Linked DNA regions of Homo sapiens: region 1 is linked to region 2. Evidence: chromatin loops called from intact Hi-C (ENCODE). Cell type or tissue: endothelial cell of umbilical vein. All regions are shown on one strand. Each heading gives the region's core, and the rest is flanking DNA. Links, peaks and the distances in the headings are about the cores only. Region 1 has its middle 58 kb from the start of TFAP2D. Region 2 has its middle 27 kb from the start of TFAP2B.

Region 1 (2,929 bases), core at 215-2,714, 140 kb after region 2:
GAAGCTGGACTCTAAGTAGAATAGGGTAGTCTTTGGTCTTTAGGAAATCACTTTTTAAAACAGACCAAATGGTTGCAGAGAAAGGTGACCTAGCTTTGAGAAAACCCAATACATAAATATCAGAACTGCCAAAAGAGATAAATGTTACTGTCATGAAACTGCTTTAAATTTCCATCCCTAAACCTCATTTTAAAATAGCTTTATTTTAAAATGTTCTCTTCTTTAGGAAGAGCATAAACTCCTTCAGGAAACTGTTTTGGGAACTCAGTACTAGGACAGGTTAGAAAATCCATTTATTGCTAGAGTGTTTCTGAAGGAAGATATATTGGACATATAGTTCAAGGTCACTTAGCTACTAATTCCAATGAAAGAAAAACATAGTGAGTGCTTGTCATGTTTTCTTTTAATGATGAATAAAATAGTAATGTTTTTCTTAAATATTCTGGTGTTAGATGTTAAAAGTAACCTTAAACAGTCAGAAGAGAGGCTCATGGGCGAAGATGGAGCTAGGATTGGTTAGAAAAAAAGTTTAATTGATTCATTTAGTAAGTCAGACAAAAGAAAATCTGCCTTTTGACTAACCTGGAAAGAGGTCAAAAATTTGCCCCAAGACAAAGTGTTAATACCTCAAGAAATATTGATACCAGCTGGCCTAAATTTTGAAGACTTGGCTTCTCAATAACTTTTAAACTACAATGTAGGGAATTTGACTTCAAATTAGAGTTCAGGATGAAATGATAAAGGAAAAGTTAAGGACCAATAAAAATGTAATAGTAATGTTGCAGGAATTTCCTTTTACAATTTTTTCTAAAATGCGGTATTAAAATGCATCCATTCAACTAATAGTCATTGAATGTCCAAAAACTGTGCTAAGGACTATGGGACATCAAGATGGGAGAATAAGGTTTAAAAGCTACAATTGGACACAGTGAATAAGAGCTACATTTGCGCTAAAAAACAAACAAAAAACAAAAACAAAAACGTAGCACTTACCCGGGTTTGGGTCGGAGGAAGGATATTACCTCTTACTTGGACAATCATGGGAGAAATGACATCCAATTTTAATTTTTACTGAAGGAATTTTTATGAACAAAGTGCTAAAGCATTTTAGATAAATGGAATAAATGAGTGAAACCTTAAAATATGCATTGATTTAGGCTTACTATGTGCTAGGTGCTCTAGGCCAGCACTAGATTAAAAAGAAAAAAAAATACACAAACGTATAATGAGAAAAAAACGTGAGAAATAGTGATCACACTAGATTTATAGATTTGCTTTTCTGTATAAACTGGAGACTGAGAATAGAGATCTTAGAATGCCAGGCTAAATCTGATTATTAAAATAGCTAAATATAAACAGCATAGAAAGTTATATTTCAGTGAATTAAATGAGAAATCATTTCTAGTTTTAATTTTATTCTCAAAGCACATGTTAGAGGAACCACCACCTGGTGGCAGGGTACATACATTGCATCTTCTGTCACTGAGAAATGACAATAACCATTCTAAAGTCTCAAGTGACAAACCTTCATTTGTAAAGTGACAAACGTGATCACAAAGTAAGAGGTGATTATTCGTTGTATAAAAGTCTTCTCCACCAGACTTATTTCTAAATGGAAACCCTTATTTCTAAATGGAAACCCTTGAGTTCCCTTGTAGGGAAAATAGATATTTTCCTTACAAATCATGATATCATTTAAATAGAAAAGTGGTGAGAATTCTCCCTGTTTGTTTGTCCAAATTACTTTGACTGCTAGCAATTATAATTCCACCAACTGCCTAATGACAGTATCAGCATTTGATGTTCCACTCACCTTCTTCCCTCCAAGTATTGCCTGGATGTCGATGCCCAAGGCAACCATGGAAGTCACATGTTGAAGAGAGCAGAGACACATAAGACAGTGTCCCTGAACGACTACATGAAGCAGAAGCTTCACCTTTCATCTCCAGCCCCACTCTCACTTGACATACCACCTAAAATTTTTACTTGAATGAAAAATAAACTTTCTCACCTGTTTATAGGTTTGCCTATTACAGCAGCTAGCTTTAATATACTATGTAAAGTAACAAGATTGACCGTGATTTTTTATTTTAGTGCCTCTGACAGTGTATCAGTCAATAAAATACAACATGCTAACTCTGAATCAGTTGAAAATATTTAATTTTAGTTGGGTTTTCTGGGGTAGATGTCTTAGTCTGTTAGCTTTGCTATAAAGGAATACCTGAGGCTGGGTAATTATTTTTTTTTAAGAAAAGGTTTATTTGGCTCATGTTTTTGCAGGCTGTAAGAGAAACATGGCACCAGAACCTGCCTCTGGTGAGGAGCTCAGAAAGCTTCCAATCATGGTAGAAGAGGAAGGGGAGGAGTGTCACCTGGCAAGAGAGGGAGCAACAGAGAGAGGGAAGCGGTGCCACTCTTTTTTAAACAAACAGCTCTCTTTTGAACTAATACAGCAAAAACTCACTGATTACCTCAGGGATGGCACCAAACCATTCATGAGAGATCCACCTCCATGACTCAGACACCTCCCAGTCAGCCTCACCTGCAACACTGAAGATCAAATTCCAGCAAAGATTTGGAAGAGACCAAACATCCAAACCATAGCCACATGAGGGAGGTCTGTACGATTATTAACAGATTCCAATAAGTCAGGATTGAAGATTATGTGTGTGAATCTTTTGTTTTACTGATAATAGGTACAAATGAGAGGAAAGGTGATATTCAATGACTCACCCAAAAACTTAGTTGGAGTGTGGAGAGGTGTCTGTGCATGTGCATGAGAGCGTGTGTAAATTTTGATACTTAGGTTTGCACATTTTCCATTATCTTAATAGAAACAATTGTCTTAACAATATGTAGCCTAATTCCCATTGTACCTGCGGTTAAAATGAAAAAGCAGTTTGGTTATCATCTAGTGAAGAAGATTTTC
Region 2 (2,929 bases), core at 326-2,825:
GTCTAGAATTTCTCACAAAACTTTCCAGAAGTGAGGCTAAGCAGATGGCAAGCTATATCAGAAGAAAACACAGCATGATGGAAATGGCAAACCCATTTGACCATGAGGGACTCCGGGATCCGGTTTTGGTGCTTCTTTGGGTAAACCTCTGAAGTTCTTTGGGCATCATGATTCTTACCTCTAAAATGAAGAGTGTGGGAAAGATGGCCTTTTGGTTCACTTCTAGAGCTGAATTCTCCAGAAAGACTTTGTGGTTGCCTTTTTGAGTAATTCATTGCTGTCAGAAATTGGATGAAGGTCAGGTAGTCTTTGAGTATCAAGTTGTTAAGCCTTAAAATACTAGCAACAATTTTATTCAGCACCTTCTGTGTACCAGGATCTCTGCTTTATGCTTCATATGCATTTGCCCCAATCCTTCCCTGAATTCAGTTTGGTTTCTCTGCTATCATTTTATGTATTAGGAAAATATGATTCGGGGAAGATAGGCAGCGCAATGTAAGGTTTAAGAACAAGAGTTCTAGAGCCTTTAGACCTGGGCCTGAATCCTGACTCCACCACTCAATAACTATATGACTAAGTATGTAAAAGTTATTGAACAATCTCCATGGCTTAGTTTTCTCATTTGTAAAATGAGAATTATAACAGTTTTTCCCTCATGGGGTTGCTATATATGGTACACGTTATGCAAGTGTTTGCTCTGACAGTTATTAAATATTTTGTTAGAGCTGAGATTTGAATCCAAGTCTGTTTGAATATGAAACCCATGCTAGTTCTTAGCCCAGTGATTGAAACCACATTGCTGAGCCAGTGTGTTTGAGTCCAAATAAAGATTCAGTGAGTCAAGATGCATCATTTAGACTCAAAAATGAATGTCAAAAGTAACTGGCAAGGAAGGATACAACATGTTCCCAAACTGGGACCAATTAAGATTTTAAGCCATTATATTTCACATAAACCTTCTGGAAACTTTGAATTAAATCCATGATTCAAATAAAGTTATGAGATTAAACATAACATCCATACTGTAAGAAAATTCACATACACACACACGTACAAAATAACACACAGTGTTTATTTGTCACCCTCAATATGCTTGTAGGGTTGGAGGAAAAATTTCTACTTTAAAGATAAGAGAACCACAGCACAGAGCAGTGAAATCATTTACTGAACGTTGCATTAAGTGCTCTCATAGACTTTACAGTCCAGAAGGGCTCATAAATGGACACAGAAATGTAATAAAGAATTATAATGTTATGATAAGGTCTTCAGTTACCTATCCATTTATTCCTTCTTTATTTATCTGACACCAATTCTCCTGTTTTCTAACCTAGATCCTTCCCTTTACTAAGAAGCTTCATTTTATTAATTATCTGCACATTAGTTAGGATTAATCCTTCCATATTCCCCACTCATTACATGCTTGTCACTTGTTATTTTAAAAATATTGTCCTATTTTTACTTTGCAGGTTTGAGGAAGTTCAACTTTGTTCTATAAATAGATCTAACATAGTTGTAGAGCACAGAGAACCAATCTTGTCTCTGAATAATATTCTGAATCTGTAGATTGATAGATCAGTCTATCTATTGATCTATCACTTATCTGGTACATTGGCTGGTAGGTGATAAATAACTAGTTGTTGAATGGATATGGGAGCAACTTTTTCCTTCACTTGCTCCAGCAATCCCGTTGATGAATGATAACTCACTTCCTCTTCCAGCAGAGGGCAGTAGAATACACTCTGTAGCACGAAGGCTTTGGGAAATACTGGTGCTATTTTGAAAGTACGGTATTCAGATATGTTTGAAGATAGAGAATAAGGTGACAGTTTTTTGTGAAAAAAAATTAAAGAAAAAGAGACATTATATTAATTCTTGTTATAAGTGAAACAAAAAAAATTTCATTTAATATTTTTCTTCTTCAGGGAATTGGTAGTTGGTATGTGACTCAAAACTGCTCATCACCAGAGAAGCCTATACTTTGCAATTGCCTTTGTTAATTCCTTCTGTATTTAAATAATATCTATACTATGTTTCCTTTGTAGAATGGGTTATAGGGAATATAAATATGTCCCTGTGATTACTAGTTTATTTAATAAGGTAAATGGCTTTTCGGTTTTCTTCTAGAGCCGAATTCTGCAGAAAGACTTTGTGGTTGCCCTTTTGAGTAATTCATTGCTGTCACAAACTGGATAAATTTCAGGTAGACCATAAGTACCAAGTTGTTATGGTATAAAATACTAGTAACAATTTTGCTAGTAGTTACTAAAATATGCTATAGTCAGATAAATCTGTGTCCTGTAATTATTAGTTTATTTATTAACTATTGAATTAACATTTTAAAAGTAACTTTAAAGAAACATTTTTAGGGCAGAGATCTTTTTCTAGAGTTCCACCTGCATAGATAATTTTTTTCCAAACCTTGTTTGCTTATGCCATACTTGGAAATATGTTAGGATATGCAGAGAGTTGTCTCAGCACTTACTCTTTGATCTCACCACCTGCTTGATCATATTTCATATGCAGACACTCACATGTACACATCTCTATCATCCACAACATCCACACTGTCCTCGTTCCTCCTTTTATTATAGTTATCTCTGTCTGTGCCAAGTTTCAATTTGGAAGTCAGAAAGTAAAGGAAGTAAGAAAATCTAAATGTTCTCCCAGATCACAACTCTTTGAGGTATCCCAGTATTGGAGACTGCCAGGCAATGCCAGCTATTTATAACTCAGCTACTTTCTAGCCATGATGAAAGTAAAACTGGAAGTTGAGGAACCAGTGGGTAGAGAAGAGTGGGCCACAATGGAAGAGATAGAAGAGTTTTCTGAGAAAAGCAATATATACAGTAATTTTTAATAGTTGTCCTGTATAAGATTTCAAGTCCATATCATCTCAAATACTGCTTTTTCTTGTAAAGGATTCAGTGGC

What was found. Hi-C counts contacts between places; a loop is a spot of excess contacts. Peaks named below come from ENCODE experiments on the same cell type or tissue, not always from the same donor. Only the 100,000 strongest peaks of a DNase experiment are listed, where the experiment ranks them.
Region 1: a loop joins it to region 2, with 21 times the contacts of the local background. A loop is called at or near these places in 16 of 110 quality-filtered maps.

What each region holds. Positions count from the first base shown.
Region 1 is chr6:50,654,559-50,657,487 of GRCh38, reverse strand. No RefSeq gene overlaps it. Among named protein-coding and RNA genes, the nearest start is that of TFAP2D, 58 kb to the left of the region's middle. In endothelial cell of umbilical vein, for the core only: a CTCF peak has its summit at 1,424 (motif pointing left); no DNase peak of the experiment used is centred there.
Region 2 is chr6:50,790,889-50,793,817 of GRCh38, reverse strand. No RefSeq gene overlaps it. Among named protein-coding and RNA genes, the nearest start is that of TFAP2B, 27 kb to the left of the region's middle. In endothelial cell of umbilical vein, for the core only: a CTCF peak has its summit at 1,719 (motif pointing right); a DNase peak (open chromatin) is centred at 1,697.